Linked DNA regions of Homo sapiens: region 1 is linked to region 2. The links are chromatin contacts, found by Hi-C in ENCODE. All regions are on one chromosome and are shown on one strand. The core of a region is the stretch at or near the end of the contact, and the rest is flanking DNA. Distances in the headings are between cores, read along the strand shown.

Region 1 (6,231 bases), core at 3,164-5,663, 3.8 Mb after region 2:
TGACTGAACAGTGGCTGAGAGCTAAGCACTTGTCATGACTGATCTTACTGGATTTTCCTAATAACCCATGATGTGAGTATTATTATTTCCATTATTATTATTTTTAAATCTAACAGGGAATCTAAACCTTGGCTTGGGTAACTTACTCAGAGTTTCACAGCCAGGTCATGGCCAAAGCAGAATTTGAACTTGGTTTGGCTTTAGAACCTGGGCTTTTAATCGTACTTGATACCTACTCTGAAGGCAGCAGATATTGGGAATCAAGTCAGAAGGAGACTGGGATTCACAGCCAGGATATCCATTCCCTGAAGATGCTGGGTAACAAGAGACTAAGGCAGGAAGTGTGGATGGGGAGCAAGGTCAGAACACGAGGAGTGTCTAAGAGCATCTCCTACCTGGGTTCTGTACTGAACATACAAGTAGAACTTCAGGGACAGTAACTTTGAAGGTTAGGAAGAGAAACAGAAAGGGAATCTAGAATGTGTCACACCATTCCCCCCTTGCTTGGCTGTGAGGCCTTCTGAATATCTGAAGCAAATAGGTTAATTAAAACAAAAGGTAACATCCTCAGATCACCTTAATCTACTCTAGATGGTGCCACAAGGTGCCAAGTGGTCTCTATTTATTTATTTATTTATTTATTTATTTATTTTGAGACAGAGTCTATTTTGCCCAGGCTGGAGTGCAGTGGCACGATTTCAGCTCACTGCAACCTCTGCCTCCCAGGTTCAAGCAACTCTCGTGTCTAGCCTCCCAAATAGCTGGGATTACAGGCATGCACCACCATGCCCAACTAATTTTTTTATTTTTAGTAGAGATGGGGTTTTGCCATGTTACCCAGTCTGGTCTTGAACTGGCCTCAAGTGATCTACCCTCCTTGGCCTCCCAAAGTGCTGGGATTACAAGCGTGAGCCACCGTGCCTGGCCCCAAGTGGTCCCTTCTAAGAGAGGTTTTCAAGCGACAGAGTCCCTGGTGTCTAAGGATAGACACTGGGCCATTGTCCATGTCTGGGAGGTAACCTAAGGAGGTGAAAGTTCACACAGCCATGAAATAATAGATGTAGTCTAAAGAATAAGCAAAAAAGAACAAAGAAGAATAATAAGGAATAAATGAAGGCTGAGTTATTTAGAGCTGGACGAGGGCCTGTTTCAGAAGAGGAAGTAAGTGGACGCAGCCCCGGCAGCTGCCACAGGATGAGTGTGTGATTTAGATAACTAACGTCTAGACTGAGAGCTACAGGGTTGCATATTTTTCTCACTTCATTGGATATTCTCTGCACAGTCAGCAACCATGAAATACAATAAACTGTTAAAAAACTTTAGACAAATTAAATTTAACAGAATTAAATTGCACAAGGAAGGATTCTCAAATCAGGCAGGCCCCTGACCCACTAACCGGAATAGGTTTAGAGACATCCTGGTGCTGCCACATGGTCAGAGATGATTTATGGACATAAAAAGAAAAGTGAGGTGCAGGAAATGGAAGTAAGGTACAGAAACAGCCCAATAGGTTACAACTCAGTATTTGCCTTATTTAAACGTGGTTTGGCTGGGCGCAGTGGCTCATGCCTGTAATCCCAGCACTTTGGGAGGCGAAGTGGGCAGATCTCTTGAGGTCAGGAGTTCAAGATCAGCCTGGCCAACATGGTGAAACCCCATATCTACTAAAAATACAAAAATTAGTTGGCCGTGGTGGCATGCACAGGTAATCCCAGCTACTTGGGAGGCTGAGGCAGGAGAATCGCTTGAACCCAGTAAGTGGACGTTGCAGTGAGCCGAGACTGCACCAGTGCACTCCATCCTGTGCGACAGCAAGACTCCGTCTCAAAAAACATAAAAATAAAAAACATGGTTTGAACAATCAGCCACCTGTGAGTGGTTGAGCATGGCTTCTGTGCTTGGCTGAGATTTGGCTACTTGTTACAACAGCCATTACAGTCTGTTTACACATCCAATTAGGTTATAGTTCACTATGTATGGAGAAACCTGTAGGCCAGGGATGTCCAATCTTTTGGCTTCCTTGGAAGAAGAATCCTCTTGGGCCACCCATAAAATATACTAATGCTAACAATAGCAGATGAATTTTTTTTAATTGCAGAAAAACCTCAGAGTGTTTTAAGAAAGTTTATTAATTTGTGTTGGGCCGGTTGAATTTCAAAGCTGTCCTGGGCCACATGTTGACTGTGGGCCAACAGGTTGGACAAGCTTGATTTAGGCCAAACTTAAATTTAGCCTAAAGCTGCCTCCTCACATATTTTAACAAAACTGAGTTTTTGTTTTTCAAGTTTGCCTCCATATAGTACTCAAATATGCTTGGGACTTGAAATATATATATTTTAACTTGTTATCTGTATGCTAATATTTGATATCCTAAGGACAGGTGGCAGAGTGTGGGCAACTGAAACCCAGCCAGCAGAAGAGAGAGAGATTTGGGGGAAGGCCAATGCCAGTGTCATGACACTGCTCTTCACAAACAACTGAGGACTTCTAGAAATCTCTGCTGTGCAGTGTCCACCAAAGAAATTCTGAAAATTAAATGCTGTATTGAATACACAGGTAAAAGCAAACAATAAGATGATAAAATTTTTGGACATAGTGGTAGATCTGGGGTTAGAACCTAGGGTTTATTGACTGTGAATTCGGTGTCCCTTTCAAAATATCAGATTACATCTTTTAGGGCTTTGTAGGAACTCAAATCTGCTAAGAGGTTTGTACCTGAAGAGTAGTATGAGAAGCACTTGTTTTTTAAACACATTCTTCAAAAGTGGCATCTTCAATGATTTTTAAAAAGACAGTAACATGATAAGTTGCCAAGACTATGGATAAAAGGCCGCAACGAAAGCAGCATGAAACAACACCAGCCAACATCCTTGGTTTTAAGTGAAATAGAAACATAGCCTGGAAAATTGAGGCTGAAATGGAATTTACTGGAAGCCTTTTGAGTAACTGTTCTATGTGGGAAATGCGCGAGGGGAAAAAACAAGACAAAATACGGCCAGGCGCGGTGGCTCACGCCTGTAATCTCAGCACTTTGGGAGGCCGAGGCGGGTGGATCACGAGGTCAGGAGATTGAGACCATCCTGACTGACACGGTAAAACCCCGTCTCTACTAAAAATAAAAAATATTAGCCGGGCGTGGTGGCGGGCGCCTGTAGTCCCAGCTACTCGGGAGGGAGGCAGGAGAATGGGGTGAACCTGGGAGGCGGAGCTTGCAGTGAGCCCAGATCGCACCACTGCACTCCAGCCTGGGCGACAGAGCGAGACTCCATCTCAAAAAAAAAAAAAAAAAATAGACAAACATACAATACCTTTGGGGGTAAACAACCTTTATCCCACGTAAATGGCAATGCAGATATAATAAGCAAATGATATAGTAAGCAAATTGCAATGGGAAGGGGAGAAGGGAAAAAAAAAAAATATATATATATATATATATATTTACACGCACCAGACTATGTTGGATTCATCACCAGACCGGGAAGCAACAGCCTGGGCTCCAGAGTCAGCCACTTGTCCGTGCACAGAGGAGGAGGGGTCTCAAGAAGCTTCCGTGTGGCCTGGGACCCTGGCTCATTTTTTTTTTTTTTTTGAGACAGAGCCTCGCTTTGTTGCCAGGCTGGAGTGCAATGGCACGATCTCGGCTTACTGCAACCGCCGCTTCCCGAGTTCGAGTGATTCCCCTGCCTCAGCCTCCCGAGTAGTTGGGACTACAGGTGCGCGCCACCACGCCTGGCTAATTTTTTGCATTTTAGTAGAGATGTTGGTCAGGATGGTCTCCATCTCCTGACCTCGTGATCTGCCTGCCTTGGCCTCCCAAAGTGCTGGGATTACAGGCGTGAGCCACCGTGCCCGGCCGACCCTGGCTCTTTTTGTAATGCGTTGATTGGCATGAGGCCCAGTCACGAGGGCCCTTCTCGACTGGGCTCAAGGAACACATAAAGGTCAACTTGTTTCTGTGATTGTCTGTTTTTCAATAACTCAAGTACAGGTACAGAGTTATCTGTAACAGTGCTGGATGAATGAATGCCTCAAGGGGCTCATGCAACCTGTTACGGGACTTGACCATTGTGTCCACGTTCAATTGAGTTCAAATTTAATATTTAACTTTTCCTCCACAGTAGCTGGCAGAATTATAGGGAAGGCTGGAGGAACAGGTACCAAGGTTGGGTGGAAGAAGCTATATGGCTGGAGCCAGCTTCAAGGGCTTGAGGAGCCACCGACACCACTTCCAGAATGGCTGCTATGCTGCCTCTACTGGATTCAGGTTGCAGTCGGGAGGCGGGGCAGGAGGCGGGGCTTGGGCGGGTATCACTCCACCCCTTTCACGATTGCAGACCGGCCTTAGGACCTGGCGCAGCACGGAATGAGGCTTCGAGGCCGGCTAGGGGAGGCCGTCGCTCATATCCGACGTCACCAGTTCGCGCCGGCGATAGACGAGGACGCCAACAGCAGCGGAGAAACGTTTCTCTTTCCTCTCAGTTTGCGCACACCATGGCGGCCCCTGCCCAGCAGACTACTCAGCCTGGCGGCGGGAAGCGCAAAGGCAAGGCTCAGTATGTGCTGGCCAAGCGCGCTCGGCGCTGCGACGCTGGCGGGCCCCGTCAGCTAGAGCCCGGGCTACAGGGCATCCTCATCACCTGCAATATGAACGAGCGCAAGTGCGTGGAGGAGGCCTACAGCCTCCTCAACGAATACGGCGACGACATGTATGGGCCAGAAAAGGTACCGGTCCCGGGGTGGGCGGGCGGGCCGGCTGCCAGGCCTTGCGGGAGGAGGGAAGGGTGGAGGGATGGCTGCTGGTATGGGCATGCGCGCCTCGGGTCGTCGGCGTGACGGCTGTAGGGGCGTGGCCTCGCCGGCGTTTCCGTCCCTAGTCCTGAGACGCTCGCAGACTTCGGTGCTATCGGTTTTGTGCTTGAAGTGCTTGCACCTTTTCTTGCCATCAGTAACCACGGTAGCTCCCATTACTTTTATTTTTATTTTTGTGAGACAGGGTCTCGCTCTGTTGCCGAGGCTGGAGTGCAGTGGCGTGATGATAGCTCAGGGAAGCCTCGACTTCTCCTGTCTCAGCCTCCAGAGTAGCTGGGACTATGAGTGCGCGCCACCACTCTCGGCTAAGTTTTGTAAATTGTAGATAAGGGGTCTCACTGTTTGGCCCAGGGTAGTCCTAAACCCTACACTCAAGCGATCCTCCCGTCTCTGCCTCTCAAGGTGCTGAGATTACAGGCGCGAGCCACTGAGCCCGGCCTACCTCCCACTTAAGGATTGCTCATTGAGGGCCAGGCGGTGTGCTGAAGCTCTTTCAGAAACACATTTTTCATGACAGCCTCGTGAAGTTGGAGTAATAATGTGTTTACCTGAAGCAATAATATTTCTGAAATAATAGGTTTACTACTAATGCTAGTTACTGCACTTAAAATACATTTTAGAACGTAAAAACTTTTACCAATATCACCTAAAGTCTTAGTGTTTGGAAATCATATTACTGGCTTAGAATCTGGACCAATACACACACGCACACTGAGGGATTAAATGAAGAAGGGTAATACAGAGGGAATTTAAATTCACGGCTCATCCTCTACTAGCTTGGGGACTCGGACATGGGCACATTATTTGATGCTGCTGAGCTAGATAAAAAAGAGAATACTTTAAGACTGGCTAGTGAGTTGCTTATGTACATAAAATACATACTGGTATGTAATAAAGTTTCTGTAAATGTATACAATTATTATTGTGCCTGACTGGCAATTTCGTTGGGCACTAGGGGGCAGAGAGCTGGGCAACAAGCACATATCCTGTCTACTCCTGTACTTTAAGCAAATTCTTTTTTTGGAAGCGGTCTTGCTCTGTCACCCAAGGTGGAGGTTGGAGTACAGTGGCATGCTCTTGCTCACTGCAACTTCCACCTCCGGGGCTGAAGCAGTCCTCCTGCCTCAGTCCCCGAGTAGCAGGGACTGCAGGCATGTGCCACCATGCCCGACTAATTTTTTGTATTTTTTGTAGAGACGGGTTCTCAGGCCATGTTGTCCAGGCTGGTGTCAAATTCCTAGGCTCAAGGGATCCGCCCACCTCTGCCCCCTAAAGTACTGGGATTACAGGCATGAGCCACCATGCTTGGCCAAAATTATTGAACAATGTATTTCTGTGCCTTGTTCCTTAATAGAACAAGAGTAAGGGTTTTTAATTCCACAGGTATTTGGTCTAATCTCACCAAAAGGACAGTGTCGTGTG
Region 2 (6,528 bases), core at 2,848-5,347:
CTAAAATCCATGGAATTCTGACCCAAGCGTTTCAGTCTTATCAAGATTTAAGGGTCCTATGCCAGGCACAGTGGCTCAAGCCTATAATCCCAGCACTTTGGGATGGCCTTGGGAGGCCAAGGCAGGAGAACACTTGGGCTCAGGAGACCAGCCTGGGCAACATGGCAAAATCCCCATCTCTACCAAAATAAAATAAAAAAAAATTACAATAAATTAGCCAGGCATGGTGGTGTGTGGCTGTAGTCCAGCTACTTGGGAGGCTGAGGTGGGAGGATCACCTGGGCCTGGTAGGTTGAAGCTGCAATGAGCCAAAATTGTGCCATTATACTCTAGCCTGTGAGGATGTGTCTCCAAAAAAAAAAAAAAAAAAGATTTAAGGGACCTAAACATGCACATAATTCCAAAACTGTAAGGAAATGTTTTACAGAAACATGGTAGATTAGGGATTTTAAAATTATAAGAATGAAATTAAGAAACTGGACCTTAACTGTGATAAAAAGATTACCATAGTTTTCTTTAGTAAATATGTTGAATATCGGTGCTAAAACCAAATGGCATTCTACTCAACTGCCTTGTGACATTGGATACTATTTCCCATAAAACTAGTTAAGTAGCTACCATCAATATCTCTTTCTCTCTTAATTTGAGGACTGCATAAAATACACATTTTCTCCCTCAAAGCTCCCTTTTCTTAACAAACCGAACATCAAAGCTTTCTCCAATAAAGGGCAGTTCACATAAATATAAAAAAGAAAATGTGCTGGGCAAAAACACATTCCTGGCTTTCTGGGTTTGAATTACGTATCATTTATTTCCTGGGCTAGGAAAAAAAAATTGGTTACACAAAGTCACAAAACTCTTAAATTTCCGGACAGGATTCTTTTAACTATAACTTACCCAGTCTAAAGTTGCATTCACATGCCTGTAATCCCAGCCCTTTGGGAGACCCAGGTGGGTGGATCACTTGAGGCCAAGAGTTCGAGACCAGCCTGGCCAGCAAGACAAAACCCCATCTCTACTAAAAATACAAAAAAAAATTAGCTGGGTGTAGTGGCGCATGCCTGTAGTCCCAGCTACTTGGGAGGCTGAGGCATGAGAATCGCTCAAACCAGGGAGGCGGAGGTTGCAGTGAGCTAAGATGGTGCCACTGCACTCCAGCCTGGGTGACAGAGTGAGACTCTGTTTCAGGGGAAAAAAAAAAAAAAAGCTGCATTCAATTGTTGGGTCGAAAAGATGGATAACGCCTAGCCCTAATGATTCGATTGTGTAATACTCCAGTAAAATATGAAACCTGAATATATGACGATTAAAATTGCCTTAATATCCTTTAATTCCATTCATATTGTCTCTCCTCTCATTCATAAATACTCAATATGTCAAGATGGCCCAAACTTCTTATAAACCCATCTGTTCTGTGAAATGTGACTGTTGTAGTTAAGGGATGCTTGTGAGGCACTTAAATAAAGCTATTTCTCAACTGTTCATGACCACCACCAGTTTTTCCTCTCCTTAGGCAGAGGATTACACATAGCTCCAATTATCAAAGGGTATGACACTTGTTTTTAAAAGGTGGGGAAGCAGACAGTATTTTCACATAATATCATTTGAGCAAATAAATTCTTCCTTAATATTTTTGAGTCATGATATGCCAGCACTGCTGTTCCTTAACCTAATACAATTATACTTAGGTCTGCATTGTAAATGGAAAACTGGTCTTCTACATGACAAGATTTACTCTACCTAAACTACAGGCTGGAGGTGGGGGACCTCCCATTTCAACTAAAAGAATCCATGTCACACCTTAAGTGTGATAAAAATTTAGTGACTAAAAAAATACCCTAACCTAATTGTAACTTCACTTCTTCTCATTCCATCAGTAACTTTTAGAACACCGAACTGCTAAAAAATACACATCAGCATTACTGATCTGAGAAAAAGAAACCAAAACAAGTTCAGAGTCAGGAAAGACTGCTTGTCACATTTATCTACTGTTAAGTTCCCAATATTATCAAAATACTTTTGAAAAGGAGAAAGAATCTAACGATTCTTATCAGTGGCTTATTTGTACTCTATGGTAGCAGCCTATTTTTCAGTACCTTAGTATCAACAGTCACGTAAAATCTAGCAACTACTACTTTAAAAAAAATCAGTACTTTTGATCTTCACCGAATTGATAAAGCTTAAGAGTAATGTGATGAACTAACAGTTTAACTACTTAATTGCCGTATTACTAATTCTGGAATTGACACACAAGACAAGAGCGGTGACATCAGAACATTTCAAGATCCAAAAACAATTCCAATACTGATTAAATCCTCAAAAATATTAAAGTTCAGATCCCTTATCCACAACACAGGCAAGCAACTCCAAATAAATAAATGCGAGGAGGGAGGAAGGCAGGACATAAAATTTGCCATCAAACTCCACAATGTTGTTAGGTTAGAAAATTGTTTTTTTGGTTTTTTTTTTGTTTTTTTTTTTGCTGATTGAACAAACAAGCTTTGCACAGGCTCTCCTGCCCTCCTGATGGAAAATAAGTTAGAAAACGCCCTAAGACAAGCACTCAAAGAGTCTAGATAGCTATCCCCCTCTCCTCCCTCCCTCATTTTAAAAAACAGCGAGAAGAATAATCAGGCTTCCACGTTTTGGGTTAGCCTGTTACAGATGACCCAAGTATGCAGAAATAAAATAAACCAGTGAAACTCCAAGGCCAACTGCTGCAAACCTTGGCTATCAATGAAAGTTGTATCCAAAGTACTAGAACGAACAGTCCCCACTAGAGACATAATGGCGGTTAGCTTCCTGCCAGGCACCTTCTAGCTAGTATCTCTCTCCAGCCACCAAATATCTTAAGACCAAGCGGCCCTTACCTTCTTTCGTCTGCGCATTGGTGATCTGCAGGTCGCAGTCGGCAGCTTTCAGCTTCTCTCTCCCCATAATCTGCTTCTTTAAGTCGCAGAGGGAGATGTGGAGCCCATCAAAGGTGACGGTATCATAGTTGAGTTTAGAGGAAAATTTATAATGCACACAGGACATGGTGCCAAGGGATTCCTAAGGTTCAGCGAGGAGACGTGGACACTCTCAATATACGTATATTTATAAACTTTAAGAGCAAAATATGTACACACAAAACACTCAAAGACACCGAAGGACCCTAAGGCCTCAGATTAAATACCCCCCAACCACAAGCAGGGGTTCGTCAGAACAATAATCCAGAGACCCCCCGATACTCAGAATCACTTCATGGGGGAGGAGGAGGACGAGGACGGGGAAGAGGGGAAATCGAGAATCCGCCAACGGGCACAATGTCACCCGGCTGGGTCCCCCTCGCTCATGCTAAGGGGCCGGCAGAGACGGGGGGATTGGCGGTGCAGTCAGTAGCGGTCAGTCCACACGTTAAGAGTCCGAGCGACCCCACGGGGTCAGGGGTCCATAGCGCGGCCGCACCTCCCGGCGGGTCTCTCTCTCCGTGGATTGGGGTGACCCAGGCCCCGGGAGAAGGTTGAGGGGAGAGGGCCTAGGCCCGGAGTCCACGAGCGGCCTCACGCCTCCTCCTGGCTTCCGGACGACCGGCGTCAGCTTCCCCAGGCCCAGGCCCAGGCCCCCACCGCACACAAACCCCTGGCGCCTGCTCCCCGGAGGCCACGAGCGGCCCCACGGCCTAGGCCGAAAACGCGCGGTCGGCGGAGGAGAGGCCTTCCCGCAGGCCGCCCCCGGCTCCGCCTCCCCCCGCCGCCGCCGCCGCCTCGGACACAAAGCCGGCGCTAGGCCTCGGCGAGGCCTCGGAGCACTTCCTCACCACCCCGGGCCCCAGCCGGCGGCCGGGTGGCTTCGGCGGACCCCGGGGACACCGCCGAGGCTCCCTGACGCTTCTTCTCGCCGGATCCTCCGCGCTTCGCTCGCCTTTCGTTTCCGTCGCCTTGAGGCCCGGAACCGCGAGAACACGCCCGCAAGCTGCTGGGCAGCGGCTAGGGCTTCTCCGGCTCCCTTTTTGTGTTGGCCCCCTGCCGCTCGGGGGCTCTCACCGAGCGGCGGCGACACCTCCAAGCCAGGTACTATGGCGGACGCGGCCTGGCTTCGGACGAGCGCCCCACTGCGGGGTCTCTTAAGCAGGGATTGCACGGGCGGCGCGCGCGAGGCGGGGCTGGCGTGCGCGGATAGGCGGGCCGAGAGGCGGGGCGGCTGACGTCACAAAGCGCACGGCCCGCCCACGTGACCCCGCGCTTTGTGACTCCAAAGCGCGGAAACTGAAAGAGCAGGGACAACGGGAAGAACCATCTGCTTCAAAAGGGAGGGGGGTTGCGCGTCAGGAGGACCGGCTCACAGGGAGGCTCGGTGGGGAGAGCTCGCCTTGCAGGGGCTGCGTGCAGTTTCCACTGCAAAGTGGCTTGCCTAGGGGTGGCCGGCTAACTCCCCCTTCCCCACAGGCCCCGTCAGCTCCTCTAAGCCTCCCAATTTAAGTGAGCATTATGGTTGCTACGCAGAAAACTATGGTTGCTATGCAAGCGCTCCCTAGCTGCTGCTTCCAATAAACTGGCTACCCTATACTCTTGACAAGTGGAAATCGTGGAGCAGCCGCTGCCAAGAACTGATAACAGCCACCAGCACCATACAGATTTATTGAGCTCTTACTATGTGCTAGGCACAGGGCTGATCGCATAACAACATTGCCAGGCTCAGCAGCCACGTTGTCTGGGTTGGATCCCTGGCTGTGGGGGCTCTAGATTTAACCCCTCTGTGCCTGGGTCTCCTTGGCTGTAAAATGCCATTAAAAATAGTACTTGGTTTACTTGGATTAAATAAATGCACATAAATCCATAGTCTAAGACCATGCCGGTGCATTGACGTGGCTCAATGCACCGAAATATTAATAGCTGTAGCTCAATAAATGTCAATTTAACAACAAAAACCCTACGTGGTCAACATGACATTATTTCCGATTTATAGATGATGGAACTGAAGCTAGCAATCATGTACTTTCTGAATTTGCAGAAGGGGATGCCTGCTCAGTGGCAGGGTCCCGATTCCATTCCTAAGCGCAAATGCCAGGAACAGTGACAAGAACCCCCTCAGTAGATTGGAATTTTTTTTTTCCTTTGGGCATGGGGACGTTATTACATTCAGAAAAAATCATAATATAATAAAATTACATTCATAAACGATAGTTATTATCGTTTACAATCCATGTTCCTCATCCTCTCTGAATTTTACAGGCTAGGCTCAGTGAATTTAGGCAACTGAGAATAAGATCCTATAGCCGAGAAGTAGCAGAGTTTCCCAGGGACTTCCTGCAAGCACACTCCAAATTCTTACTGAACTTGATTTAAAATTAATCACCATCCTGCCAGAAAAGCCTTCCTAAGGCCATCTTTTTAAAATAAGATGGCGATCTTTCTCTATCCCTTTAGTCTTTTCTTCCTAGCACTTGCAGATAGTTGACAGTTACACATTTACTTTTTAATTATCTATCTCCCCCAACCCCTACCTTCGGCTGACAATAGGAATCTTATCTTTATATTTGTTTTTGCTGTATCCTCAGCTCTTAGAACATAGTAGGTGCTCAATAAATACGTGCTGAATAACTGGATACATTTTTACGTGATCCATAGAGATGTCGTGGCAATAAAATTTTGGCCGTAGTCAAGGGCAGCTCTAGAGATACCATTACAATTTAACTCAACCACACACATCAGTACTTTTCATATATAACAAGTTTCTTCCACTTTTACCTCTTTGTTATTTCACCAAAAACTTATTGCTGCCAGGTCCTCTTCAGGTTGGTTGCTTTTTTCTTAAAAGCCTCTGTGTGAATGAAAGGGCGAGGGCTATCTCTAGTGAAAGAAAAACTCGACGAGAAAATTGCAAGCCGTCATGGAATTCACTCCGAAGCGGTGAATCTGTTCCTTTTGCCCGTCTGTGGCCGACCCCTTTATATACTGAATGCCTAATTTAATCAGCGTGGTGCATCATGGGATCTCAAAGTGGGCCACACCCTCAGGATATGACAGAGTGGATCATAACCTAATCTGCAGGGGGGGATGTCCTTGGAAAGAATGTTGTCTATTGGTCCAACCGTTCTCATCTGCCAAAAACTTTGTTCAACCTTGATATTCTCACTTACAGAGGCCTCACTTCATATCACATCAAACAGGTCAAAATGCATTCACCACCTGCAATAAGCCTATGACTTGAGTTGCCTGACTAATTGACACAATGCTACATTTGGTCCATTTCACTGAATTCCTTTACTAATCTTCATTTTGCAGTTTTCTTTTTTTAAAAAAAAAACTTTTTATTTTCTTTTTTCTTCAGTGAGCTGAATTGTAAATTTTGCCGTTTTCTTTGGGTAATATGGAGCTGGTCTCCCTGACGCTTCTCTCCCTACCAATATTTTTGTAAGCCCTGAAAAAGCCTTTTGTACTATCCTACAGTGAATGAAGCATTCCTGTCTAAGCTTCTCATAATGTAACAATTCTGGAGCTCCCATGTCCCAGGATTTCAAACCTTTGTCATTCTCAAACCCAGTAT

The links. A loop is a pair of places that touch in the nucleus more often than their neighbours do. Pooled maps may share reads with other maps.
Region 1: a map of B cell shows a loop between it and region 2 (26-fold over the local background). The contact joins the promoter of THUMPD1 here to the promoter of RBBP6 in region 2. A Hi-C loop is called at or near these places in 4 of 168 maps with a recorded cell type or tissue (B cell, CD4-positive, alpha-beta T cell, CD8-positive, alpha-beta T cell and 1 more), 1 of 37 single-sample maps with no recorded cell type and 11 of 50 pooled maps.

The regions. Positions count from the first base shown.
Region 1 is chr16:20,740,000-20,746,230 of GRCh38, reverse strand. THUMPD1 (THUMP domain 1 NAT10 acetyltransferase adaptor) reads left to right here and starts at 4,413. Exons shown (of 4, transcript NM_017736.5): 1 at 4,413-4,722. The coding sequence starts at 4,492. It also overlaps a transcript of ACSM3 not described here. RefSeq lists enhancers at 4,338-4,607, 4,618-4,667, 4,968-5,107, 5,138-5,227.
Region 2 is chr16:24,537,135-24,543,662 of GRCh38, reverse strand. It overlaps RBBP6 (RB binding protein 6, ubiquitin ligase), which reads right to left and starts at 4,097. Exons shown (of 18, transcript NM_006910.5): 1 at 2,871-4,097. The coding sequence starts at 3,036. RefSeq lists enhancers at 2,447-3,439, 3,440-4,434, 5,861-6,155 and silencers at 3,651-3,830, 4,101-4,150.